Linked DNA regions of Mus musculus: regions 1, 2, 3, 5, 6 and 7 are each linked to region 4. A link is a loop called in an ENCODE intact Hi-C map of the cell type or tissue named here. Cell type or tissue: heart. All regions are shown on one strand. Region 1 has its middle 9.2 kb from the start of Pgm5. Region 2 has its middle 52 kb from the start of Tmem252. Region 3 holds the start of Fam122a (family with sequence similarity 122, member A). Region 4 overlaps Pip5k1b (phosphatidylinositol-4-phosphate 5-kinase, type 1 beta). Region 5 has its middle 48 kb from the start of Gm50341. Region 6 has its middle 16 kb from the start of Foxd4. Region 7 has its middle 39 kb from the start of Tmem252.

What was found. A loop is a pair of places that touch in the nucleus more often than their neighbours do. Peaks named below come from ENCODE experiments on the same cell type or tissue, not always from the same donor. Only the 100,000 strongest peaks of a DNase experiment are listed, where the experiment ranks them.
Region 1: a loop joins it to region 4, with 5 times the contacts of the local background. A loop is called at or near these places in 37 of 42 quality-filtered maps.
Region 2: a loop joins it to region 4, with 3 times the contacts of the local background. A loop is called at or near these places in 26 of 42 quality-filtered maps.
Region 3: it touches region 4 in a loop (4-fold over the local background); 15 of 42 quality-filtered maps call a loop at or near these places.
Region 5: it touches region 4 in a loop (7-fold over the local background); 13 of 42 quality-filtered maps call a loop at or near these places.
Region 6: it touches region 4 in a loop (4-fold over the local background); 30 of 42 quality-filtered maps call a loop at or near these places.
Region 7: it touches region 4 in a loop (4-fold over the local background); 17 of 42 quality-filtered maps call a loop at or near these places.

Annotation. Positions count from the first base shown.
Region 1 is chr19:24,869,048-24,873,047 of GRCm38, forward strand. No RefSeq gene overlaps it. Among named protein-coding and RNA genes, the nearest start is that of Pgm5, 9.2 kb to the left of the region's middle. In heart, a CTCF peak has its summit at 2,452; no DNase peak of the experiment used is centred here; H3K4me3 peaks cover 527 bases; H3K27ac peaks cover 219 bases; H3K27me3 peaks cover 1,119 bases.
Region 2 is chr19:24,620,260-24,624,259 of GRCm38, forward strand. No RefSeq gene overlaps it. Among named protein-coding and RNA genes, the nearest start is that of Tmem252, 52 kb to the right of the region's middle. In heart, a CTCF peak has its summit at 1,755 (motif pointing right); a DNase peak (open chromatin) is centred at 1,762.
Region 3 is chr19:24,475,084-24,479,083 of GRCm38, forward strand. All of the region lies in intron 1 of Pip5k1b (phosphatidylinositol-4-phosphate 5-kinase, type 1 beta), which reads right to left. Fam122a (family with sequence similarity 122, member A) reads right to left here and starts at 2,391. Exons shown (of 1, transcript NM_026520.3): 1 at 696-2,391. The coding sequence starts at 2,273. The coding sequence ends at 1,419. In heart, CTCF peaks have their summits at 2,181 (motif pointing left) and 2,391; a DNase peak (open chromatin) is centred at 2,368; H3K4me3 peaks cover 3,279 bases; H3K27ac peaks cover 2,013 bases.
Region 4 is chr19:24,298,994-24,302,993 of GRCm38, forward strand. The region is part of intron 14 of Pip5k1b (phosphatidylinositol-4-phosphate 5-kinase, type 1 beta); the gene reads right to left. Among named protein-coding and RNA genes, the nearest start is that of Fxn, 20 kb to the left of the region's middle. In heart, CTCF peaks have their summits at 2,083 (motif pointing right), 2,284 and 2,567 (motif pointing right); a DNase peak (open chromatin) is centred at 2,108; H3K4me3 peaks cover 752 bases; H3K27ac peaks cover 1,175 bases.
Region 5 is chr19:24,602,112-24,606,111 of GRCm38, forward strand. No RefSeq gene overlaps it. Among named protein-coding and RNA genes, the nearest start is that of Gm50341, 48 kb to the left of the region's middle. In heart, a CTCF peak has its summit at 2,227 (motif pointing left); no DNase peak of the experiment used is centred here; H3K27ac peaks cover 306 bases.
Region 6 is chr19:24,883,421-24,887,420 of GRCm38, forward strand. No RefSeq gene overlaps it. Among named protein-coding and RNA genes, the nearest start is that of Foxd4, 16 kb to the right of the region's middle. In heart, a CTCF peak has its summit at 2,296 (motif pointing left); no DNase peak of the experiment used is centred here; H3K4me3 peaks cover 238 bases; H3K27me3 peaks cover 1,955 bases.
Region 7 is chr19:24,633,061-24,637,060 of GRCm38, forward strand. No RefSeq gene overlaps it. Among named protein-coding and RNA genes, the nearest start is that of Tmem252, 39 kb to the right of the region's middle. In heart, no CTCF peak of the experiment used is centred here; a DNase peak (open chromatin) is centred at 1,731.

The DNA.
Region 1 (4,000 bases), 570 kb after region 4:
TTTATTTGCATACATGTATGCCTGTGCACCACATTCGTGCAGTGCACTAGGAAGCCAGAAAAAGGCATCAGCTCCCTCTAGGACTATCCTTAAAGAGGGTTGTGAACCACAAAGTGGATGCTGGGAACTGAGCTGCAGTTCTCTAGAAGAGCAGCCAGTGCTCTCAGAGCCTCCTTCTCTCCAGAACCAGGGGTGGCATGATTTTGTTCCATAAAGAAAACACAGAGGAAATTCTAGACATTCTACACACACACACACACACACACACACACACACCACACCACCACTGACTAAATAATTCAGTAACATTACAGGTTACTGTAATGGTACTCAACTGTTGGATATGAACATCCCAGAGGCCAGGGGAATCCAGAGGAGTGAAAACTTGTATATAGTTCACACAGGAATTACAAGCCAAACCATACCTATGTCTAAACATGCTGTGTCATTCCCTGGAGCCCATCTGGAGAGCCAACAGGATATTTATACTCAAAGGAGGGGAGAAAAAATGACAGGGTAGAGGGAAAGCCTCCAGGATAGTGAGGCCTTACCTTGGAAAGCACTGATGATTAGCGATATCTGTTCCTGAGCCAAAGGTAAGACTAATGACTTTGATATTATAATCATAATCAGAAAAATCTGTCACCACTGGAGAGGATATATGGCTGGGCTCAGCTCTCTATCTAACAAGAGAAGGTAATATTTTCAACACACGTGAGGATTTTTGTTTATCTTGGCTTATTATTAGGAAGCCCGTGGCCTCTACATCGTGTTGAAGTGCACGATGTACCCAGTCCTACCCCGTGTTTTCTATTATTCTTAAAGGATTTCAGCTGCACGATGTTCAACAACAACAACTTTTCTGCCGAAATCTGGCTTTTCTGAGATGACTATCCAGAGACAGAAGGCACGGATAATCAGACAGGGGCCTTCCTACCAGAGCTGCTTCGGTTTAACTTGAAAAATCTCACATCTGGGACCTAATGGCTAACATCTGAGGCACCAGGTCTTCCCGGAAGCAAGCACTTCATGCTCCCACAGTTCAATGTGCAACCCACAGATTGCTTGCCGAGGAATGGAAGCCTTCAGGGAGAGCGACGTTCCACCAGCCTCTGATTTAGCGTTCTCTGAAACAGCTGCAAATATCTTCCTCTTCTCTGGGGTTAAAAAAAAATGGACTCTAATTGCTGAATCTCCTGATTTAAACGGCTAATTCATCTCACCAAACGTGTGTTGGAAGGAAACTGAGCGCACCAGGCCCCTTCCAGATCATTCCACACAAGAGATATTGCATCTTATTCTGAAAAGATAATGGGTCAAATATGCTCTCAGTAGGTGCCAAATCAGTACAACCCCATTACTAGTGCCATGGGATGCTGGCCGCTGGCACCAGGGGTGGGTGAAGCAAGTTTGTCAGTTACATTGTCCCCTTAGCTTGATCTTCTATGAAAGACAATTAACAACAAGCCCAAAGTTGCCTACTGCTTTGAAATAAACAGTGCAAAAGTAAAAAGCTAACACTTGGGTCAGTTTTGTGTTGTCCTGTTTGAGACTGGGTGTCACTATAGCTTAGGCTATCAATTCTGTTTTAGCTTTCCAAGGGCTACAACAGCCAACACCTGCCACCATGCCGGGCAGGAATCACAATGTCAAGAGTGAAGTCCCCAAGCAGTGAGCTCCTGAGAAATGCTGTACTTCCATTGCCAACCCCACCCAGAGCCAGAGTCCCAAAGTTCAACTGTCCTTTAATACTCTAGAATCAAAAGATGGTTGTTAATAGTAAATAAATAAATAAACGGGGGAGGGGAGCTTTCAAGGGGCTTCCAACTTTAGGAGGAAGTCCATAAGAAGAGAAGATAAATCAACTTTCTGACTGTAAAAGAAAATATGAACAACTGCATGGAACTGTGCAAGCACACACACACACACACACACACACACACACACATTTAAAAAGCAGTCTATGGTTATTGTGCATGGAACAGCCCACAATGACCTCTCCCGATAACTCCCCACAGCAAATTCTCCTTTTTCTGTTTTCCTGCACAGTTTCAGGCTACTTCTTCAAGCTTATTTTATATGGCAACGATCAGTCCACATTCTGTGACTTGCAGATCTCCTCGCATCACCCCACCCCATCCCACTTTACCATCCATCCACTTATGTTTTTAAAGGCTGCCACCGCTGCCCGGCGACTCAGACAGAGCAACGACAGAGCAGGCAGCAGTACGTCATTCAGAAGTCTTTATTTTTATTGCAACAGAGAGATGTCTCGGGCTTGCAATGCAGAAAGAGCACCGGCTGGCTGTACTCCGTGCAAAGAGAGCATCCTGTGAAAGGGAAAGTGGGGTTTTATCAACAACGGGGGTCAATCTCCTCTTCTGAATGTGGTCCCAAGTACTGAGGCACCAGTGGAGAAAATGGTCAAACAGCGCCACCTAAAGGAGGAGCCAAGAAATGCAGCAGACGCGTGTCCGCGAAGATCTGCAGATCTTCCTGTGACAACAGTGACAGGAAGGCTGTATGATTGGTTTGTCATCACTTGAGAGAAACACGGATTCTAGGATATATTAAGGAGGAAATATTAGACCAGGCTCTACTAAACAATGGGGAGAAACCCTGTGTAGAGAAAAGTTTGTTTGTTTGTTTGTTCCATTCAAGGTTCCTGACATCTGAAATGATAGCCTAGGGAATCCTGCCTTATATCTGGAGCAAGAAATGAAGCATTGCTTCTTTGCAATCAAGGCACCCCACAAAACTCAAAACAAGCCCAGACTTTAGGAGCTGCCTTTTTGATTCATAACTAGTTTATTTTCAGAGTCTTCTGATTAAAAGGGACATATTACAAAGAAACTTTGCCCTTAAAGGCACACATGACTACTGCAGAATCTTTCCCACAGGGAGCAGCACTGACCTCTGGCCTCCCCATCTTCTCTTTGTTCTCCCTCTCCCTCTCCCTCTCCCTCTCCCTCTCCCTCTCCCTCTCCCTCTCCCTCTCTCCCCCTCCACCTCCACCTCTACCTCCACCTCCCCCTCCCTCTCCCCTTTAAGGTTAACATAAAACAGATCTCCACCCTCTCTGCAGATGGCAGCCTTGCCCAGGAGCGGTTCCTTTAAGCCACCTGTCCGTCCCAGGCCCTGACTCTAAGCCAGCCAAAGTGGGGAAGATTCAGTCACTATCGCCTTTCAACTCCTGGACCCCACAGTTAACAATAGAAATATTAGTCCTTTGCTATATGAAAGGCAGAAGTTTAAGTCCTTCCTTTAATGGGATCCTTGTTGAAATGCAACTGCGACTGACTCTGGCTTCGATTTGCCTTGGAGGAGCTTTTTTCATAACTCAAATCAAAGAGAAGAACGTGCATTCTTGCTAAATTCCAATACGTTTTATTGTTCATTTTGTGTCATGAATAGTGGTCTTGGGATTCAGAGCCTAGCTACACTGCCAGTGGCCCTACACCCTTCCCACCTGTGTCTACCAGACAGCCTGTGTCTGTCAGCTCTTCAGACATCACTAGTTGTCTAAGGTAACCAACATGACAGAATGCTTATTTTGGTTCACAGGGCTAGAAGTTTTACCCATGTTCTCTTGGCCTTATTGCTTTGGTCTAGTGATAAGCCAGCCTGTCATGGTGGGAGCATGTGGCAGAGAAGGCCTGTCCATGTCATGGTGGAAAACTAAGAAACAGGAAAGGGGAAGGTCCCTGATCCCCTCTAGAACTTACCCTCACTGAGCTAGCCTCCGCCTACCAATTCCTACCCTAAGGTTGGTGCCTATACTCAAGCCTTTAGCCCTAGGGACTACAGGGACGCTTACCCAAACCATAGCACACCCCTTCTCAAATTCAAAATTCACAGATACAATTCATAGGCCACATGAAGCTCAAGAAGAAGGAAGATCAAAGAGTGGATACTTCGGTCCTTCTTAGAAGGGGGATAAAAAATACCCATGGTAGGAGATACTGAGAAAAAGTTTGGAGCAGAAACTGAAGGAAAGGCC
Region 2 (4,000 bases), 320 kb after region 4:
TTGACAATAATGGACTGAACCTGTGAACCTGTAAGCCAGCCCCAGTTAAATGTCCTTTATAAGAGTTGCCTTGGTCATGGTGTCTGTTCACAGCAGTAAAACCCTAACTAAGACAGGGCCCATAGCTGAGAGAGATTACTGCTGACTTTCCCCTCCCAGCAGCCTACATAGTACTGTCCAGCAGTATGGAAACTTGCCAATAGGGGACTTTCAGCCTCAGCTCCATTTCTGTGATCTCATTTAAAGCATGCAGTGTCTCCAGCAATAGGCTTCATTATCTACTTCTGGTGTCCCGCTCGTGCCTTTGAAGATGTTATGTTCAAAGCACGTAAGCTAGCATGTTGCTAGCATTTTCCTGGCTGGGGGGTTGTTTAGTGTTCACTCCTGATAAGGTTCTAATATGTACAAATTGTGTCCTCATTGGTATAGCACCTAAGGAGCAACCCCTGCCACTGAGCCCCGTTAGTGGGGACATTAACTGATTTTGAGTTGAGCTCTTTACTCGGAGTCCGAGGGAATCCCCTGGCCCCCAGTAAATAGTCTGTAGCAGATACTAATGGTGCCTGCCATTTTGCCTTCTTCATTCTAAACCTTCCCTTTGTGTTATAAGAAGTGATTCTGGAGAAGACACACAATGACTAGATTGTTAAAAAAAAAGGAAAACATCTGGCTTAGCATGCATCGAGAGCCCTTGCATTGATGCATCAAGAATAACATTAGCATGGTGTGGGGATGCTTTCTGGAAGGGGAATACTGGATTTCTTTCATGCATTATTCCTTATATACCATCATCAAAAGAGATGCCCCAGCCAAACCATTTAGGCCAGAACAGCGCAGCCATGACTAAAGGTCCCTGCCAGCACCCACTCTCTGCCATCCGCAAGTTTAAGATCCGTGTGGAGGACAAACATCCACACTGCAGCAGAAAGAACTTCAGACGGAGACTCAGCGAGCTCACAGGCTGACTTCTCCACACAGTCATCTCAACAGCAGGTTTCAACCTGTGGGTCGAATGACCCTTTCTCAGGGTCACCTGAGACCACCAGAAAGCACGGATATTTACATTATGATTCCTACAGCAGAAACCTTACAGTTATGAAGTAGCAACAAAAATAGTTTTATGGTTAGAAGTCACGCATAACGTGAGGAACTGTATTAAAGGGTCACAGCATTAGGAAGGTGGAGGACCACTGGTTTAGGACAAGCATATCATAAACTGGACTCTTCACAGCTCCCACAAACCCTTGCCTGCTGTAGAATTCAAATCAGTGAACAATACCATTGTGTACCCAGATGCCAGGGCCAAAAAATAAATAAATAAATAAAAAAAAAAAAAAAATAAGACGCACCCTTAACTTCTTCCTTTCCTGACTCTAACTAGCAACTTTGGTTGGTTTTACTAACTAGGTTACTAACTAGGTTTTACTAGTTACCTTTGGTTGGTGTTTTAGCACAAAAACAGGACGGGCCGCTTGCCAGAAACCCATTTTGTCCACTTCACACTGTCTCCTCTAACCGGCTTTATTTCAAGCCACACAGATCAACCCAAGGCACAGGTGGCTAGAATATGTCCTTGAAAACATATATGCAAATCACACACGCTCATGCAAACCAGAAATACCTTAAAAATTCCTGGAAATCACCCTGACTTGGCATATCCAGGACACACCTCCAAATTGAGGTTTCTTATTTTAATTGAGATTGGTTTCTACCAGAACAGTCACTACTGGGGCAGGTGGAGCTATTTAAACCTTGAACCACCAGAGGGCGCACCACCACGCCACAACAGGCTTGAGGAATGGGAGAGGTCACGTTTGAAAAACAAAAGAATAATAGATATGTGTCTACACACGCAAAACACCTACACATATAAAATATTAGATATTTATTATTTATCATTCATTTATTTTAAATATTATTTATATCCAAATTTAAATAATAATTCATTATTAGTTTAATGAAATATTTTTGATTTAATTAATTTAAAGTTAATTTATTTTGTTTATTTATACATTATAAATTTATAAGATAAATATGATTTATCTATAGATTATTAATTTAATAATATTTAATTTAATTTATAATTAATTAATTAATAGGCATTTGTTTTAAGTATTTATTATTTAAACCCTATTTTATTTTAATGTGTGTGGGTGTTTTGCCTGCATGAATGTCTGTGTCACATGTGTGTGACGGCTGCCCACGGAGGCCAGGAGGAGGTGTCAGACCCCCTGGAACTGGAGTTACAGTTATTATGGACATGCTCGGGAAATGCCCCCATCCTCTGGAAGGGCTGCAGTGCCCTTAAGCCATTATTTCTTTATTTATTCTGAATTCAAGCCAGCCACCTTCCTCTACTTTTTGCCATATGCATGGATTCAGGCCATACACACACACACACACACACACACACACACACACACACACACATGTTCTTTCTTTTTTCCGAGACAGGGTTTCTCTGTATAGCCCTGGCTGTCCTGGAACTCACTTTGTAGATCAGGCTGGCCTCGAACTCAGAAATCCACCTTCCTCTGCCTCTCAAGTGCTAGGATTAAAGGCGTGCGCCACCACACCCGGCTGGTCTTTCTTATTATTGAATGAAGAAAAGCAACTATGAAACTTCAACTATTCTTTTCCTCAAGGTCAAGCTCCATTTAATATTTTTAAATTATTCATCGTTTGTACGCATGCGTTTGTATTTGTGCATATGCATGTGGAGGCCACAGGTTGGTTTAGCTACACTGACCAACCAGCGAGCACCAGGGGTTCTCAGGTCCCCGCCTCCCCACCACTGAGCCTACAGCACTTGGCTTTTTAATGTGTGTGCTGGGAACCAAACGCAGGTCTCTATGCTTGCATGGCACAACACTCAACTAGCAGAGCCATCTCCCCAGCCCTTCAAACTCCATCTGTAACAGTCTTGTCACATGTCTCAACTTTCCATTTAAGAACTTCCTTTTTTCCCCCAACATAATATATTTATTGATTATTTAGAAACTTCACACACTGCACCATGATCACCCTTGCTTCCCACTCCTCCTAGGTCTGCCTTCTTGGAGCTTGGTCAAGCTCCCAGTGGCCAACCCCTTAAAGATAACTGAGCCTGCCCCCCTCTTCACTTCCTCCGTAGGCCATCTTCTCTGAAGAGCTACACTTAAGCATCTTGATCATACTTTTTAGGGAGTCTCTTCAATGGCTTCCTGTCTAGACTGGTTTGGTCAGGGTTTGGGGGGTGAAGGGGTTGTCACAGAACCCTTCAATGTCTCTCCTTCTCAACTCTGAGTCTGCAGTCATTTATTCCACTACAGAAGATGCTTCCTGCCCACAGCAGCCAACAGCAGCCAGGATCGTGGACTTCCTCCTAGATTTCAGTGGCGTTCCACAGACCACATACTTCAGTACGGTCTCAGGCAGCCATACAGAAAACGGACATCTACACAGCCTCCAGTGGGAGCACAGACCGTGTACATCAACATGGCCTCAGATGGCAGCATGATCCACAGATATCTATGAGTTCTCTGGTGGTAATAAGATCCACAAACATCAGCCTCGTCTTAGATGGCAGCATAGACCACAGACAACAATTTGTCCTCTGGTTGTAACATGGACCATGAACACTAATGGCCTCCAGCAGTAGCACAAACCACAGACACCAATATGGTCTCCAGTGACAGCATGGACCATGGAAGTCTTTCTGAGTAAGCCCAATCCAGAAAAGTGAATGGTCTCCATCTTAGACATCCTATTGATGCTCAGAGACAGGGTGACTGTGCAGCTGGGCTTCACATTCAGGCTACTGCATACCACTCTGCCAGCCCTAATCGGAAACAGCATGTTTCCCAGTCCACTGCAGCTGCGCTCTTGCGCTCTCGGTCCTCCACAGCTGTGCTCCCAGTCCTCCACTCCTGTGCTCCCAGTCCTCCACTCCTGTGCTCTCGTACCCATCACTGCAGGTCTCTAGTTCTGCCATCATCCCATGGCTCCATCACACACCTAT
Region 3 (4,000 bases), 180 kb after region 4:
GGTAGAGGCAGGTGGATTTCTGAGTCCGAGGCCAGCCTGGTCTACAGAATGATTTCCAGGACAGCCAGGGCTATACAGAGAAACCCTGTCTCGGAAACTTCCCCACCCCCACCCCCTGGCAAAAAAAAAAAGAGAGAAAACCTAAGTGATGATTTATGGATGTGACTGTCCACTGATCATCATCGGTCTTTAATTAACTGACATTTCCAATGCTGTTAATATAACTCCAACTACAGAGATGTATCACGCTGTTAGAAACCCAAGTCAGAGGTACCTTTATCTAGCCACGCCCTAGCTTGGTGGGAAATGGGAAGTACCTGTTGGCAAGGAAACAACTGCTTCCTTCCTGAGCAAGGGAAAAAGATGAAGGTGACAGATGGGCAGAGCAAAAAAAGCAGCCACGAGCTGCTCTGGCTTCTCATTGGCAAGAATTTTAAGAATGGAGACGTGACTGGATAGCTTCAAGTCTATCAAGGATTGAGAGAGTATCGTCTGTCTGGGTATTCTCCAACACTCAACGGTGCTTCTCACACATTTACATTTCACAAGTGTTAAATCTGAGATGGCAGCAAGAGCCTTGCCTTCACCTGTCTCCATGTGAGCTAAGACTACAAGGCACCGTCCCCCTGCTTGTTTAGGACTATACCCAAAAGAATGCACTTTCTGGTTAAAAATGTTTTCACAAAGAAACTTGTCATTTCTGTACTTGTATTAGTGTGATTTACCAGAGTTACTATGAAAAGTGTTAGAAAATGTCCGTAAATATTTACTTTATATACTGAATTTTAAAACATTTGCTGCAAGTGCTATTTCTCCTTTTGTCGTTTTTCCCTCCCATCCACCTTTCTGCCTAGGACATTAAATACCAAGGGCTCCTGGGTAAACTAGACAACCAATGGACTGATATGACTAACATTCTTTTTAAAGCTGTAAGTAGGTAAATTCTTCAGTAGATGTAAAATAGCAACCATTGAAAACACCAAAAATTAGTGTGCCATGAACTATGGAATTTTAAAACATCAGTTTACTAAACTGAAATTCAACATTTATATTTTCATCAGAACTTAATAATCCCATAAATAAATAGAGCTCTCAATTATTTAAAAAATCAAGGGATAACATATGTATTTAGACATATTAGCAGCGTAAAATGTATGCTTCAACACACTTATTGATAAAAAGTCCGAAAATATTACTACACTGAATTCAAGGGCATCCCCAGGAACCTGACATAGAAATTCTCTAGAATAACATTTCAGGAATTTCCAAAAAGAGGGAAGAGTCAAATAGGAAACGGCTTTAACGTAATCGACAAAGTTCAGTGCTTGCTCTAACTTGATTTTTTTCTTTCTTTTTTTTTTTGTTTGTTTTTGTTTTTTTGTCTCTCCATTGGGGGAGGGGGATTCAAGATGAGTGAGTCACTTTGAGGAAAGTTCATCTACTGGAATAAAGGGGGAGGCTGCTTGGGCGGGCGACACAGGAGAGTCGGTGGTAGTGCTGACTTTCGCTGGTGAGTTACAGGAAGATCCGGCACTGCTGCTGTTTCCATCCAGGGTATCGGAAGATACGCACACACCGGGGTCTGACAGCTGTGCAACGTCAGAAGACAGCATGTTGGTGATGCCCTGGAAAAATCTCTTTGGCTGATAATCAGTTTCCATTTCACATTTTCTTTTCAATGGTCCAAGAACACTTGGTCTAATGCAGTTGATGGGACTCTGGCTTCTCCGGGTGGTAAATCGGGTGGTTGGGCTGGGAATGGGACTTGGAGGCAGTCCGTTGCTACTCACAAAACTTTGCAAGGACGGTGAGAAACACTGCTTCCCAATTCCCCGGGTCGGGGACGGTGCCGGAGACACCGGAATGAAATCGATGCGCTTCGGGGAGGCGGATTTCTCCACGTCGTTGTCACTCAGGCTGAAACTTTCCTCCCAGGAGTGGCTTATCTGCATTGCGGTCTGCACCTCGCGCTCGTGAACGGTCTCTCGGTTGATCAGGTCCATGCCCTCCTCCTGTTTGATCTGGTGCAGGCGGCTGCTGTGCATTCGGACCGGCGAGGCCGGGAGCAGCAGGCCGTGGCGGCTCGGGAACGTCGTGCTGTTCCGTCTGGCGCTGGGCGCCTCGGCCTGGAACACCGGCGACGAGTCGCTGAGGCCGTGGATCAGGGGGGCGCTGTTAGACCTCCGCAGGCCCCCGCCGCCAGGGCCGCCGCCCTCCGCCGGGCTCGCGCCCGCGGGCAACTCCAGGTCCAGCTCCATCTTCTCCTGAGCCATGGCGCGGCCGGGAGGCGGGGGCGGTGCTCAGTCAGGGCCCTGGGACTCCCATTCCCCGCGGCCCAAGGCCGCCGCCGCCGCCGCCGCCTTCGAGAATCTGTCAGCGGGTTCGCGCCTCTGCGCAGGCGTGCCCCTTCGCGCAGGCGCCCTGGCACGCCCGTTCTCGCGGCGCCAGCTTAGTGCGTCATGGCTGCGGCGCCGCGGCGGGGGCAGGGGGCGAGCAGTGGTTGGGCGACTCCAGTGTTCGTTTCTTCCGCAAATAGTCACTGGGCGCGGGCTCGCGGGAAGGCAGGTTACGGAGGCCGGGGCATTGAGAAGTGTATGTGCTTATGAAGCAAGTGTGAGCTCAGAAAGATAGGCCCTTGGTGATGTGGGGCTTCATGATTGAGCTTGGCCCGGCCTGGTGGGCTTCCCAGAGGGAAGTCTGAAGGAGGCCACGGCGGCGCTTTGTAAAACTGGACTGGAAGCAGGGAGCCACTGCTACCCAGCTAGGTGACAGACAGGAACCAGGAGGACAGGGTTGTTAGCCTGATGGTGGACAAGAGCAAGTTCTGGGCTTTTTTTGAGAACAATGAACTCCCGGGCGTTCTCAAGGAAGCATATTAGGGTACAGGAGCAGCCTTTGGCTGAGGTCTGAGGAAGAAGACATGGGATTAGAACCTACAGGGAAAAGGCCAAAGAGGAGGTTGATTTACACTAGGACAGAATCGGGGAGGGCCAAGAGAGAATAGTAGACTTAAGGCGGTTGGGAGGAAGAAGCTTTGTGACATCTTTTTTAAAAAAGTTGTCATATTTCTGCCGTTAACCGTGCACATACTAATGTTCACTTGGTGTGGGAATCCAATGAAAGAAAAAAAAAAGACACATTCATAGATCAACAGATTTTTAGCTTATGTAATTAATACAAAACTTTGTATCTCATTAACAGGGAAGTTGTATGTGTTCATTTATTCAGTCAAGTCTCCTATTCGGGCATACCTACTTACTATGTACCAGGTACTGTGCTAGGAAATGGACTTGTGTGAGGACATTCAGTTTCTACTGGGTGGGAGTGGGGGATGAGAAAATAGGGGACTTTTGGTGGTATGGCTGGAGGTAGAAGTGGGACGGTGTGGTCAAGCACTACCTATATATAGCCCTTGAGGGGCAGTTGGGCAGAGTTCAGTTGTAAATGACAAATCCTGTGGACTGTGGGAGGTGGGGGCAGGGCCGAGTGTTCCAACCAATGCGAAGGGCCAACATACCCACCCGTCTGGGGAAGAACAAGGAAAGAAAAATCAAGAAGGAGACAGGTGACCTGAGAGGTCAACGGACTGAGCGCCCAGTCCTATGATTATAAGTCCCTGAGCAGTATTAGGCAGGGGAATAATAGGCTTGGGCTTTATCTGTTATGGTTTGAGATGGAGTCTCACTAAGTCATTGCTCAGGCTAATCTCAAACTTCTGGGCTCTAGTGATTCACCTCACTCCCAAAGGAAGTAGGGCTAAGGGCATATCGTGCCACACTCAGCATGGTTTTTGCTTTAAACACCATGGAATGAGCTGAAAGGGGGCCAGAGGCAAGAGTGGAGGCCAGAAGATAGAGTAGAAAGCTGCTACAGAGAGCAGAATACTGGGGTAGGGTTGTAACAGTAGGGAATGGGGAGAAGGGGATCCACTGATGTCATCTGGGATGAGATTTGCCAATAGGTTAAATTTCGGTGTTCAAAGAAATAGGGAGGCGGGGAG
Region 4 (4,000 bases):
CTTTGGTGTAGAAGATGGGACTGTAGCTGTTCTTGAAGGATTTGAACACTTTGGGTGAAGACATCTATCTGGGTCTAATCTGGTGGAATGTCACTGACTGGATTTTTGAATGTTGGTCAAAACTTGTGGTTTATCTGGTCTCCTGCCAATCTCCTGTGCTCCATCAAAGAGCCCTGTTGCTGCAGCAGGTAGATGTCAGGGAAAAGACTGAGGTCAAGGTCTCTCATTTCAAAACTGTTAGTGCAGCAGTAATATTTTAACATTAATTTCTTTCCAGAGGGCGGGGAGGTGATGGAGGACATCAATGATTCATGCATCTTGATTATTCTACAGGGGAACTTCTGGTACTCAACTGAGCCTGCTGCCAATCTCCGTGGCTCCATGAGCACCTCAGAGCACACCGACCTGCAGCTCCAGGAGTCTGGTTTATTGATTGATTGATTGACCTCAGCTTCTGCTGTACTTGGGAGATGGGGAACTGAATCCAGTGCTGATATCATTTGACAAAGAGCCCAGGCTTTGGTTCCTGGCTGCTTTGTCATCAGCATGAAGGGCTATCCCCAGCCACACTAGAGCTAAGGACATTGTGAAGCCGAAGGCTCACCAGGCCCTGTCTGTGGAAGTACGGAGAGGTAGTGCTGCTTTCTACTGGAGTACACGATGGTTGTCATGGGCTAACCCATGTCCCTCTAAGGTGGAGGCCCCTAACTGTCATTCACCCAGAGTATGGCCTTGTTTGGAGACAGGGTCTTTACAGAGGAGATCTGTTTAAATGAGATGGTAGATTAGGTCCTATTTCATCAGGACGAGTGTCCTACTAGAGCAATGGTTCTTTTTTTTTTTTAATTTATTTATTTATTTATTATATGTAAGTACATTGTAGCTGTCTTCAGACACTCCAGAAGAGGGGGTCAGATCTTGTTACGGATGGTTGTGAGCCACCATGTGGTTGCTGGGATTTGAACTCTGGACCTTCGGAAGAGCAGTCGGGTGCTCTAACCCACTGAGCCATCTCACCAGCCCGAGCAATGGTTCTTAATCAGCGGGTTGTGACCCTTTGGGTGGGGGTGGGGCACAAATGACCCTTTCACAGGTGTTGCCTAAGACCATCAAAAAAAAACCCACAGATGTTTACATTATAATTCATAACAGTAGCAAAATTACAGTTATGAAGTAGCAATGAAAATAATTTTATTTGTTGGGACATCACCACAATATGAATTGTATTAAAGGGTCATGGTATTAGGAAGGTTGAGAACTACTGTTCTAGACACAGGGAGTTTGGACCACACAGACACACACAGAGTAGACATTGTGTAGACCCAGGGAGTAGACAGTTATCTGTAAGCCAAGTAGAGAGGCCTACACAGATTCTCTGGAAATGGAGCTAGGGACCCCACTGACACCTGACTGTGAACTAACTCCCAGTCTATAGAGACACGAAAGAAGACCTTCCTACACTCTAAAGTGACTTATCCTAGTGCTTGGCTGTGACAGCTCTAGCAAAAAGAAACAGTGGCCAGGAGCCCCACGGATTTAAAGAATACTCTTGTCTTTAAATTATCCATATTTTCATTTTATTATATTTAATCCTACTCCCCTAAGCAGGATAGGTCACAGACAGCATAAGGGAGGCCTGGAGCACTGGGTGTTTGTTGCTACTATGTTACACTTGCTGACGCTTCTCGGCCTTTTGGCTAAGATCAAGTGTTACCCTTGCTGTCTCAACTGCAGAAGTGGCATTTTCTATGCTGGATTAAAGGGTCAAGAGGAGGCTTTCCCAGAGACTAAAGTGGGTGAGAAGCGCATGCTGGAGTCTGAGAGATGAGCCTCTCTCCTCTCTGTTTTGCACGATTCTAACTGCAGCCTCCAGGCCAACCTGAGACGGCAGATGCTAGGCCTGTGGTATGAGATGCCTTTGATGCCCAAAGACTCTGCTACCTGATGAGCTGAGATGCATTATGCTGGAAGAATGTGGTCAAGTGCACCAAGAGGAAACAGGTTATTGAGCCCCATACTCACTCTTCATTAGGTTTCAATAGAGCCTTCAGTCACTCCCCCAGACCCATGGGCAGAGCTGCCTTTTCACCAGTAGGTGGCAGCAGAGGGTTTGTGGAAAGGAGGGACACCGATCAGTGAGTTTGTGGCTGTCAATCATAGGGGCTTGCTTTCAGAATCAGAGGAAAAGTGATTCCGACTACCAGTAAACATATGAAGCCCAGAGAGGTTGCAAGCACAGGTAGCGATCTGTCCTCACATCCGCTCTGGGAGCAAGGCACTGTGGGTATGTTGTGTTCAGACCCAGGGCCTCTAGGAGGTGACACATTTCTGTTGCTTAAGCCACACAGTTTGTGATAATTTCTTACAGCAGGAGAGTAATACAGGCCAACAAACAAAGGAAAGCCAGGCCTTCAGGCTCCTCCCCTGGACCCCTTCTCATGTACTGTCAGACTTGGTCAGCTTTGTTTATATTTTTAAATTTTATTTTATTATTTTATATGCATACGTATTTGTCTGCATGTGTATCTGTGCATGTTTGGTGCCTGGAGAGGCCAGAAGAGGGCACTAGATCCCCTAGACCTGGAGTAACCTAGACCTGGGAATCCAGCTCCCTCGGGAGAGGCAGTGGGAATGCCAGAGTTTCCAATCAACACCCCCTGGGGCAGCCGGTACTGGCTTAAGCAGGTAAAGATTAGAGACCCTTACTGATGCGGTGTGGCCGGGGAGGCATCATTCACCTCCAAGCCTAAGGATTCAAGTTCAGAAACTCAGCTTCTTTTTGCCAAAGCCCCTGCTTTGAGTTTTCTAAGACCCCTGTGACCTAATTTGTTGAGCGTTTGTCTTGGTATTTTCTCAGGCTTTCCTCCCACACCATGGCGTGGCAGCTGTTTATTCAACCACGCTCACTTCTTTGCCACCCTTCTTCCCATGATCAAAGGGTAGCATTAACAACCCCAAACACACCGAATAATCAAGCTGTCCAAGGGCTGACAGTAGGTCAGCACACTAATCTCCAATACTAGTATGGCAGAGAATTGGGGGTGGGGTGGGGTTTAACTGTTTCTTTTCCTTACATGCAGTTATTTTTGCACTTCAAACAGCCATTTTGCAGAAGCACTTTCACAGATAAAGGGCGTGTTATTGAGAGGATGCTAATGTGGCCAGTGTAAAGGCAATGGGATTGAGTAACAGAAGGAGAGAAGTCGCTGTTGGGTGGCAGCCATCCTTTAGATTTCTCTGTTAATAAGAATGCAATTCCTTCACCTCTCACTGACAACCCGTTCCCTGGGAGCCACGAAAGGGCACTCTCTCCCACTCCATTTCCCAGTGGGAATGGCTTTTTGTTGGTTCCCCTCCCCAGGCAGGCTGCCTTAGCATCCCAGGGTGACAGGCAGCATCGGGGGCTGATATCCACGCGACCATCCCGCTAGGAGAACGGCAGAAGCTCGCATTTCCCATCAGTGCGGCCCACTCAGTTCTGTTGTTTGCTTTTCAATACCCCAATCTGTGGCTCATCAGCTCAGCATTCAACAGGAAACATCTTTGGTCACACTGGATAAAGCCATCTTAAAAAACCATCTCCCTTGGATTTGAATATTTGCAAATGAGCCAGGAAGCCGAGGGGTGTACAGTGTGAAGGTGAAGGACCTCTGGAAAGCAGTGTTGGGCGAAACATTGGTAGGACCTGAATTAAATGCCTGAATACTGAATGATGAAACTGTTATCTCTCCTCAGAGGTCAACCATCCTTTTAAATTCCAGTTCAAGTTACAGAGAAAAGTCACAAGGCCTCTGTAAGCCCAAAGGCACAACTTTGGGTGGATCCCTAAAAGGAAATCTCAGGTTACCCAATACACACAAATCAATGTGGTGTAAGTCTGCATATTTCACAGGGATATAAATTAAATACTTAGTTTGGATCAGTTGACCACAAAGTGGGTTAGGATATCACTACTAAGAAGGAAACATCGAATCTTCAAGGGAAAAGCCTCACAAGAGAC
Region 5 (4,000 bases), 300 kb after region 4:
TAAGGACACTGAGATACATCAAAGTCCAGGTCCTGGCAAAGCAAGCATGCATGGAACCTTCAGGACTGGCTCGCATTGTTATTAGCATTTGTACCTTATCGCTTTCTTGAACGAGGTCCATCTTTCATCTTCACTCAGGCAAGGTTGATGACCACGTCTAAGGTCCAGCCAAGCACAACGCAGTACTGTAACCACCTCAACCACAGGGACACATACGGTGCGGTCGGTCTGATACTTCATTGTCAAGTGGCAACTCTGTGTTCCAATCGTATTTACACAGAATACAGGTTGAATTTGGAATAGGGGCCTTTCCAGTGGATCCCCTTGTTGCCCTTTCTGACACCCTCCCCTAAAAACAAAGAGGACAGGAGCTGTAATTTGGTGCTTGAGATTTCTACTGGAATCTGCCACCACTGAAACCAAAATTCATTTCCAGGAGAACTGACCCTCTGGGCCCACCCCAAGCCAAAGTTAACTAGAATTATTCCATGGTCCTGTCCACTAGCTCACAAGATGCTGTGAGACAGAGTTCTGCCTCTCTTATATTTTTGGTTGTGAGCCCAGCCTTTAATGGCTGAGCCATCTCTCCAGCCTGCGTTCTGCCTCTCTGATATCAACTATGCCCACCTGTTTACCCCAGAGCCACCTCAGATGTAGGCTGTTGGCATAGGGTCCGTGACACCACCCACCATCGCTCAGAGGCCTCATTACTATCCTCTTAACAGAGTCTTCAGCAATGAGATGCCTTTTAGGGTCACCACCTGAAACTCTGTTAGCCTGTGTCTCAGGGAGGAAATGCCAATGGAAGCCCTGACTCTAGAGTTTTTTTCCCAGGCCTAGAAGCATGTTCCTTCCATTTTCTTCAGTCCCAATTCTCTTCCTCTGTCTTGCATATCAATTGGCACAGGCAGGAGAGTGTCAATCATAAACCAAGTACCCACCATAAATACCTTAAAATAACTCGACAATAGCCCCATACCAGGGATGTGTACTTCGCTTTGCCATTTCTCATCTCTGAGACTATCTATATAGAGTACCTGAGCTCCTAGGATATGGCAGGCTCTTCCCCAAGGCCGACTCTCATTGTCTCTTTTAAGGCTGCCACCACACCCCTCCACACTCACACTGCTAACCTCTGTCATCTCGTCCCCTAGTTATAAAATACAGCGGATATCAAGACATCTTTTCTGCCAGCTTCTTGGTTTGGCCTTCACTAGCAGGTGGGTGTTTCACAAATGATACAGTTGGCCCAGTTCTCAGCAAGGACTCACACATAGTCCTTAGCTATGCAGAGCCTTCTGGGTTCATGACAATGTCAAACCCTATGTGTGTGTGTGTGTGTGTGTGTGTGTGTGAGCAGTACATGATCATTATAGTGAAGATTGAGCTCTTTTGAAATGTAAATCAATTACATTTAAGAATAAAAAAATTCTTCTGCACCCAGAGAAAGGGAAGACAGGAAGAGTCTGATGGTACATGAGCCGGCCTTTGAAGAATGAGGCCTGTGATAAGAGTTGAAAGGGAGAGGAGGGGCAGAGTGTGAGAAAAAGTGATAGCATGAGAGAGATTGTGCAGAGCTGTAACAATGTAATATAACCCCATACTTTCCATTCATCTTAAAGCTCCAAAGGTGTCTTTTCTCGTTATTAAAAAGCAATGTTTCAGCCGGGCGGTGGTGGTGCATGCCTTCAGTCCCAGCACTTGGGAAGCAGAGGCAGGCGGATTTCTGAGTTCGAGGCCAGCCTGGTCTACAAAGTGAGTTCCAGGACAGCCAGGGCTATACAGAGAAACCCTGTCTCGAAAAACAAAAAACAAAACAAAACAAAAAACCAAAACCAACCAACCAAACAAACAAACAAACAAAAAAAGCAATGTTTCAGACCTTTCTTCAGGACTCAAGAGGGAGGCAGAGGAGTCACGTGGGATAAGTCTGGGGACAGGACAGGAATGACCCATCCCACTGACAAACTGATGCTCTCCCTCACCTACCATATTCTATGTCCAGCTCCTTTCTCTGAATCTAGCTTTTGGAAACAGTGTGTGTGAGCCTGCTGGTCAGCACGTCGGGGCCTTTTGTTCTACCCTGATAGAAGTTGTGGGGAGGCAGAGGCAATCTCTCCACTAGCCTGGCCTCTGGCACCTTTATGTCCTTGGACTTTGATCACAGGGAATGGTGTCAGCAGGCATGTGGGACGGGCAGCAGGCAGCACCATCTAGTGCCAAAGATCTCACACAGGCTTCAGGTCGCAAGACCCTAGCTTCACAAATGGCCCAGCTCTTTTATAGGCTTATAAAATTGGGATTCCTCCACCTCTGGAAGAACCTGGCATTAGGATTCTTCAACTTTTGACAGCAGCTACAGTTCTTAAGTCTGGGATATGTGAGACCCTTGGCCCTATGGATTCGACAGCTCTCTGAGACTCTTCTAGTGACCAGAGCCTGCAGTTCTTCTTATCTACCTGAAATGATTAATCTCATTGCCTACTTGACTGGGTTACTAATCACCCAGGAAATCAAGGAATACCTCTGCGTTTACCAGCGAGGTCAGTTCAGAGAATTAACCGAGGGGGAAAGGATTCACCATGTATATGAGTAGCACTGTGTGGAATAAGAAGAAAAGGAATTTGAACTGAACACTAGCATCTATCTCTCTCTCTGCTTGCTGTTCCCCAGACATGTGAGTTGAGGCATCCCAGTCATACTCTCTGGCCATCAGGTGCCATCTTCCCCCACTCTTCCCCTGCTATACTGCACTGATCCCGGAAAGAAACTTTTCTCACCTGATTTGCTTCTTGTCAACTGTGCAGATTACAGCAACAACAAAAGTAAATAGCATCCTGGTTCTTCCCATGTGTCTACTGTAGGCATATATTTTTCACACCCTAATTTAATACAGATTCAACTTCTCCTCTAGCTCACCACCTACCAGAGGTAATAGAAAAGAAAGGTTATTAGGATACAGGGAAAGTGGACCTGTTTAAAAACAGTTCTTTGGAGTGATTCCAGTCTTTGTTGTTTTCAGTCCCGTCCACTTGCAAACACCAAACACGAATCAGCAGCTGCAGCCCAGTCCACTCGGCAGACACCACACCTGAATCGGCAAGAGCAGTTCAATCCAGAAGAAACCGCAAAGCTTGCTAACCACCTGAGTCCACAGAAGTGACAGAAGCCACAGGAACCCCACGAGAAGTTCTTTGGGGAGTTTCTCTTTATGAAGTCACCACAAGTGAAGCACAGCAACACAGTGTAAAGTGGATCAATACATGTGTGTCTTCAGTGAAGACTAGGGAGGCAGAGCAAAGCGAACCAACGCTCGAGCTCACACCGTCTGTGGGGTCATATTTATATTCTTTCTAGCCATCATTCGTTCTTTCATGTGTCTGCTATAGCAAAACATCCTTTCACCTGTGTCTGCTTTAGCAAAAACATCATTATAACTTAACTGAGTCTCCAAAGAAACCAGAACTTTCCAGTTTAGCCTACCTTCCCTCATCCTCAGCAGTCTACCCTCCCATCCAGTCCTGCTGTGTTGTTCCTTTCATTGCTACTCTGGCTATACTTTTGAGTTTTGAAGCCGCCTCTTGTCTCTGTGGTCACTGTCACAGTCACCACCCTTTGGGAGGCAGCTTCTCTGCCTTCACTACTGCTGCTGTTGGCCACCTATCCCATGGCTCTTCCTTGGTGGCTGTCAGTGCAGCTAGCAGCATTGCAATCTGCCCTGAAGACCACTCAGCTCTGCATCTTCTCCAACTAGCAGGCAGCTGGTCATTCCACTGTGTTTGCAACCTATTGCTGGCTGCTCTGCTGTTCATTTTTTTGTTATTTCTTCATGTTATCAGCTTCACATACTCTATAAAATATAGAAAAAAAAAGACTCTTAGAAAGAAGCCCATTAGGGACCTAATGTAACATCATAAGAGGCAACAAACAGGTGTCTCCTTGCTGGTTCACCAAGTGAGCCAACCAGCCCACTGTGATAGCCAGAGGTTAATATGGATTG
Region 6 (4,000 bases), 580 kb after region 4:
TAAAGTCTCTTTGATGATGCCCTGAGCCTGGATAACTGGCCCATGAGCTTCCTGATAGTCTCCTGTGTCAGCTTGCCAACTTCCTTAGGGGGCACTGGAAGGAAAAACTAAGAGCTACAGAGTCGGGTTTTCACTGAGTTCTGGGGATGCGAACTCAGGTTGTCAAGTCATGGAAGAAGACAATCAACATCCCCCTCTGGCCTCCATACATTGTGCACAAACCCACACACTCAGATGCATGCCCCACACACCAAAGCGTGATGGGGTGTACCTGAAGTCCTGGTGTTAGAGTGCCAGAGAGAGGTGGGTACCAACCGGGGCTTCCCTCTGGTCTTCCAGAGCAGTTTTCAGGTTTTAACAATGAACCTGTGCCCCCGCAGTCCCGTCCGTCAGCATGAGGAGTAGGTTGCCCTCCCCATCTCAGTTCCCATGGTCAGAATCCCTAACTAATCTTCTACCCACGGGGCACTGCGAGCGTCGCAAGCTGTTGTTGCAGCTGCTCACACCAGCAACGGCTCTTGACTTGCTGAACACCTTCAGTATTTCCAGAGCTGTGTTGTCACGGTTCACCCAGCTGCACCGAGGACTTCCTCCCCCCCCCCCCTCCCCAGCCACATCTGCACCTACAGCCTCCCTCCTGCCCCCCTTCCAAGCCCATGATTGATCCATCCTCCTGCACTTCAGACCCCAGACCCTCGGGAGCTGGTCCCATCAATTACTTGCTCTCTGTCTGGAATCTTTGGCTTCCCCATCCCTAGGGCTCTTTAACTTATTCATCATAGAAACATGTTCAAACCTCTTCCATTTTGTGGAAAACAAAACAAAAAACAAAAGTCCAAAACTGCCTTTAACCCTTTCTTCTTTTGCAGCTTCTTCAGTCTTTTATAATCCTTGTCCATACACTACACACACACACAAACACACATGCACACACACACACATATATGTGTGTGTGTGTGTGTGTATATATATATATATGTATGTATATGTATATATCGTTTATCAGTTTCAACAGTGTCACTGCTCATAGAAATCGATCTCCTTCCTAGAAACCCCAGAGAGGAAGGAGAGACTCAGCTTTACTGTGCCAGCCACAGGAGCACAGGTGCCAGAGCCACAGTAGGTAGGGTCAGGGTGTCACTCACTGTCCACGGCTTGTCCAGCATGCATGAGGCTTTAAGTTAGACCCCCAGTATTGGGAGAGACCAGTAAAGAGTCTGTCCCCCCTGGAACTGAGAGCTGCCCCCGGATGTGAGTTAGGTGCTAAATCCATGACAATCTTAGGGGGAACAGCATAGTTTTGTCATTCTGTGAGTTATCTCCTCTCCCAAACCTAACTTTGGGAGGCATTAGAATACTCCTTAGCAAGCTGGCAGAGAGATGGGGAGCAGAAAGAACCTAGCATTTCAGAGCAGAGGTCTGATCTCTGGCTGAAGGGTAAAGTCTTGGGTGTCACTGAGAGTTGATGCTTTACATTGACTGTCCCTGAGGTCGGCCTCACCATATGTCACGGACATGCCAGAGGACGGCTTCTGTAATAAAAGCACACATGTGACATTTACCATCCTAACCTAAGCAGTTTTGATTGTGCACATGAATAGTGTTGAGTACACATGGATTCGCAGAAGAGCAGAGAACTTTGTAAAAAGCTCTTTTTATAAACAGAGTTGTTGATGCATATAACCAGTTAAGTATATGCCCTTAGCCTGCTATGTCATAAGAAGAAAAGAGACACAGACATAGACCCAGGGAGAACCCCTTAAGGGAGGCAGAGATGGAAGCAAAGCAACAGCCGTGGAGCAGTGCTCCCACAGAGTGATGGTCATGCACGGAGTGCTGGAGGAATGCTTAGCCTGGCAAGCAACAGGAGAGCCCAAGATAAGACACGCAACAGAGACTTCCCTGCAGCCTTCCGAGAATGCACGGTGCTCCCAACACCTTACTTTGGATTTCTGGCTGCTGTGAATAATGAGGCAGTTGTTTTCGGCCACCCAGTTTCTGGTGTGTTGTTTTGGCACATTTATGAAGTGGATATGCCTGCCCCTTAAGTCACTACAATCTTCCTTCTGGATCTAAGATTCCTTTACATATAAAGGGGTGCAGCAAACCCAGCCTGCATTTTATATGACCTTCTGAGTCACACGGTGTCTCTAGCCAGCTGACAGTCCTTTAGCTCTACCCAGAGGGAAATCATGGTAGGCAAGTGGAACCTCACCAAAGGCTTCTCTTCTGTATTTGGATGCAGAGACCTCGGGCATTAGGCAGCAGGAAACAGTGAGGATGCTGCCCTCTAGTGTTACAATCTTGTACTGGCCACAAGATCTCTCGGTCCTTGACATCAGCTGGTGTTACAGCTCTTGACCTGGGGCCGCTGAGACCTTTGACGCTGAGGACTTGATAACTCTCTGGTTTAGAGACCAAGGCTTACAGGTGCTCTCCTCTGACTCCTGACAGGCTTTTATCCTTCAGCCCTAGCTCTCCAGCCTCCCTTGTCATCTCTTTCCTTCGTCACTCTTCTTCCTGCCTGACCACTCCAGATCTGCTTAGCTGAGAAGACAGGTGCCTCGCTGCCTTCACAGCCTGGCCTACCGATTGCTCAGCTACAGCTGCCTCTGACCTTCTACTCTGTCTGCCCCTGACACTGACATGCCCACCACTCTGCTGCCTCTGCTGCCTCTGCATGCTACAATGTCAGCAAGAAAAGCTCGCACTATAACACCTGCAAACTCAGGCAAAACAGGACAGTCTTTCCTGTCACCTCACTTCTGAGCAGTCTGCTCTTGCAGCCACAGAAGGGCTGTTTAGGCCAGTCACAACCCACTGTCTGGGTCAGTTACAGCCTTGCCTCTTAGCAACAATCATGCGCATTGAGGCTTATAATTTGCACCAATCATGGCCTCACCTCAGCAACAGACACAACAGGCCTCTGCTAGACCACAAGGAGATGCACCCCACTCTGGCAAAGGTGGAAATTGTAAGCAACCTTGGAAGCTGGCTCAAGACACCCCAAGACCAAGGCACAAAGGAGATTAATTTGTCCCAGAGAGACAGAGGGCATGGATAAGGGACAAGGCATGAGATAGAGGAGAAAAGAGAAGGAGATGGGAAGAGGGAAGGGGACAGAAAAGGGAGTCAAGGGAGAGGGGAAGAGGTATTTGTCAGGGAAACTAAGGACTGCCTTTGGATAGAGTGGAGACAGACATGGTCCATAGGCAAATGGCAGTTTATAATGGTAAGACGGGAAACCCCACGTTAGGATGAGGTGTTTTAATTTAATTGGGAATGTTAATTAGGTGAGCCAAAGGAGACTTTTGATTTCTGGGCCTGAGTACTCTGACAGATGGACCTTGGTGGTCAGCCTCGGGAAGAGGAATTGATCAAACAAGGGGATAGACCTTGGCTGATCAGCTTTAGGAGTGTAATCTAACAGTTTCTTAGCAAGGCAGAGAGAATCAGGAAGAAGGGCAAGGCCTGCCAGAGACATGCTCACCACACTCGAGCTGGCCAGAGTCCCTTCAGAAATGGTTTCCTGAGGCTTGTGATAGGCAAAGGTCTGCTTTCAAACAGCTCTGGCTGATGTTATGCCTCCAGGGGCCAGAGCAATGAGCTACGTGAAGTCTTGGCATAGTTGTCTCAAGGCATCTTTGGAGTGCTCCAGACAGCTGGCTGATCCTGGCATAAGGGCAGGTCAGCCGGCTGTTAGACTGATAGTCCTTTTGCTCAAGACAGCCAGGACAGCTGTCAGACAGCTGTTAACTGAGTCTGTTTCTTTGTCTTCCACCACCTTTGCTTATTTATAAGAAATGAACATCAGGAGTACTTACCATAGAGACTAGAAGACATTACCAAAACACTAACTGACTTCAACAGAGTTTTTTAAAAGATTTTGTGTGTGTGGTTGGTGGAGGTATGTGCATGTGAGTGTAGGTCTTGCCAAGGCCAGAAGAGGGCGCTGTATTCCCAGGAGCTACAGTTACAAACAGTTGTGAGCTATGACCAG
Region 7 (4,000 bases), 330 kb after region 4:
GGAATCCGAAGCAGTGATAGGGTAAATCTGCAGGGAGAGGGAAGGCCAAAGGAACAAAAGGCAAGTAAGCTTCCTGCTGCCACACCTTTCTTATCTGGGCTGCTACCAGAAGGTGCCACCCACATAGCAATCAAGTAATCAGGACGATTCCTCAGGTGAGGCTCTGGACTCAGGTGTGGCCTTGGCCAATGGATGTAGAAGTCCCATGGGGCAGCTGGAAGACAGTCTTGCTGTGAAGGTTGGTTTTAATCAACTTGCTAGACTGTCTTCTAGCTGCCTCATAGAAATTCTATATCCATTGGCCAGGACCACACAGGGAAGGACAGAGGGCCCAAGGATAGTCTGACTTACAATGGATCACGAGGCAACTTTTGTTGGTTCTATGTATTTAGGGCTGAACCATATCACTTGGCCTTATAAATACCTCATGTACATTCAATGTAAAGAAGGGGACTGCCCAGCATTTGTATCCTGAAGAGAGGTGGGGTATTTGGCTTCATTGCTCCTTATTGAAACAATGGGAGAGGTCACATCCTCCTGGGTACCAGGAAACACATCAGGAAAGAAAGAGGCCTTCAAAATAGGTCTTGAGCAGTGGGAAGGACATTAGCAGGATTGAAAGAAAAGGTCTGCTTACAAAGTCAGTCTAGAGTCCTTCTCTCATGAGGTTTTATGATAGTTCCTGAAATGAGAGCTTACTGCTTATGAATCTGGCTTGAACAATGATAAAGGTTGCAGAAGACGCTGCTACTGCTTTCTATTCAAAGGCCCAATAGCAAACCATGAAGACGCTCCTATCCAGCCAGACCTGTGAACGAAGCTATGCCCTACACTTACACTGTCCAACTAGTATCATTCTAGACATTCTAGATACCAGTGCCATCCATGTCCCGCTCCCCCTCCCCCACTATACCATCCACATGACTGTACGGCACTGAAATACAGCATCATCACCAGCCATCTGTGGGTACCACGTTGCCTTGGGCTGCGGTTCCAGGTGAAGGGAGGGTACGTACTAAGGTGTAGAGCGACATTTCTGGGCTGGGTGAGTAACACTTTTGCCAGGGTAATTATTCATGTTGTGGGTTATCTTCAATCTCCTTCAATTCCTCCCTGCTATAAAAACCCAGTATCCAGTCAAAAGTCTTAGCTGTGTGCAGAAGAGGTACTCAAAGCATAAATTTCATCATTGTCTTTATCTTTAGCACCAGAGCCCTTTGCAGTCACACTTGGGGAAGCACACTGACTCCCCCAGAGTCCATCGGCAGCTCTATTAAATAGGCACGGATAGAGGTGACTTGTGTGGGAACTGAGTGGGCTACTTTCTTATGGCCCAGGGTGAGAGTTCCTGCCATCTGTACATTCCATATTGACTGGCACTACCTCAGGAGTAAAGCAGTAGGAGATATTTTGCATTCTGAAAGTTTCTTGAGGTGTGGCTGACTTGAGCACACAAAGACAATCTATTTTTCAAACAGTTTTTTGAAGAGCCTGAACAGGAGATAATGATTTTTTTATTGGGTAAGCGGATGTCAGATAGACTCAAATGAGACAGAATCCTGGGTTTGGAGGGCACATTTCCACAGGCTCGGTGCACTCAGTGTAAAGCCCGACTCTTAGGTGAAAGCATCAGGACATCTTCGTAAGCAAATACAAACTTGAAATCTCACAGAAGCACGAGGACCTCGCCGTCTCCCTCTAGTGGTCGAGCTGTGTTTCATCAGGTTGAATCTTGGGATGGGGACTCTGAAGCCCTCTTCTGGAGGGCAGGAGAAGCCTTCTGCATTTCTGAGCTTGCAGATTGGCTACAAAGAAGCCTCCTGACTGACTGAGTGCAAAGCCAAAAAAGGACAGACCTGCAGGAGCCACTGCTAAACACTGAATCCCCTCTATGATAATTTGAGAGTATTTTCTCCTTCAAAGACTACTAAAAGCAGAATAAAATAAATTTTTCCTTTGCTCTTTCAAAATGGCTGAATTTCTTGTCTTTTGTTTGTTTGGGTTTTTGATTCTTAAAACAGGATCTCACTATAGCTAGGCTAGCCTGGAAGTTGCTATATATTCCAGTATGGCCTCAAATCTGTGATCCTCGTGTGTCTGCCATTTGAGGGCTGGAATTATTGACCCATACTGCTGTGTCCAGCTTGTGAATCTTTTAAAAAATAAACACATTTTCTTATTTAGCTATCCTGCGGTGTTGGGCATGCGCTGGTACTTAGCTAGTTTCAGAAGCGTTGTGTCTCATTTCTCAGGTGATTTCTGTAGATAGAAAGACAGCTACAGAGAGCAGATATTATGGGCCTCAGAACACTCCCATGGACTCAGCTTGACATGAGTGACGCCATCTTGCCTCCACAGCTGCCTAAAATAACACTATTCAGTTTTCCTCTGAAGTTTTCCAAGAAACTGTAAGCGAAAGCAACCAACCACCACCACCATCGCCATCTACCAAAACCAACCAACCAAACCATGAGTAGAATGTGGGTCTTTATAGGCAGACCCTGGGGCCGAGAATGTGCCCAGCTCTTTGATATTCTCTTAAGATAGGCCAGGTCCACTCCAGCTAAGGTGAGGTCACTTTCGTCCCAACCCTTCTTTTGTCCCAAGTAATTGGATCCACTTAGTCTTGTTGTCATCCAGGGCCATGTGTTTTTGTCCGTAAGTTCCACGATAAATTGCAGTCTATGAGATCCTGCATCTGTCCCTTTCTTCAGTCTCCGTGTACCTGGGCCTGGGTTTTGCTAAAACATCACTGCAATGTGGGGTAGGTTTTGCAGACAGGAAGTGAGTATCAAAGACCAGCGTGTCTATTTCTGACTTAGAGTCTGTGGAGTTCTGACCACACAGCAGATGGGCACCCATAAGTTTCTTTAGGTATAAAATGGAGTTAGTTCTGGTTTCCTTGAGGGATTATTGTGAGGAGGGACAGAGAGTATGTCAGGTGGTACATCACTTGGTGGCAATACTAACCACCAAGAATAAGCAAGAAAAACTCAGTGTTTATTGTTTATTTCATTATTGTTGCTTGAGACAGGGTCTCCCTATGGCCCTCCGCCTGGCCATGAGCTTGTGAGCATAAGCCCCTAAATGCTGGCCTAACAGCTCTACTCCATTAAGCAAGGTGGACACCTGAAACACGCTCTCTCTCTCTCTCTCTCTCTCTCTCTCTCTCTCTCTCTCTCTGTGTGTGTGTGTGTGTGTGTGTGTGTGTGTCTTTGCTTTCTTTTTTAAACAGTACATAGCTGATATTACCATTTGTTCAAAATCTCAGACTTTTAAAAAGTGGCTCTTACTGGGTGGTGGTGGCACATGTCTTTAATCTCAGCCCTTGGGAGGGAGAGGCAGACAGATCTCTGTGAGTTCCAGGACAGCCAGGGCTACGCAGAGAAACCCTGTCTCAAAACCAAACACACACACAAACAAAAAAATTAAAGCTAATAAACAAAAAACCAAACCAAACAAACAAAAGTCTGGCTCTCACTCTTTACACAAAACCAATAAAGCAAAGAGAGGTGGCTGAGGTCTGCATGTGGCTCTCTCACTTCCTCCCACCCAGCTAACCGGCTGGATGGATGCCGCCTGCAGCCTGCAGGGATTCGAGGATTTCCAAGAAACTGTAAGCGAAAGCAACCAACTGGATTCCTCTCTCCAGTCTTCTCCCTCACTAGTTTGCTGCTTCTCTCTAACAGGACTCCCTAGTCCTGCCTGCATTCTAACCTGGGGCAGAATTAGCAATGAAGACTGTTGCTGTAATCATTCTGCTTTATGTAACAAACTAAATATATTCCACCTTGTGGTTCTCTCTGCAGAGCGCACGTTTCCCTTCTCACCTTCTGTGCTGTGTGCCCGCTGCCAGTTGTGTAGAAAAGAACACTCATTAAAAGCGTTGATTTGTACCTTGGCTCCCACGCAAGCAGACGGAAATCAAATGCATCATGTATGGTAAAGGGAAGCCTTTGCTCGAGTGATCGGAATCCACCTCGCTCCGTCTAGAGATTTT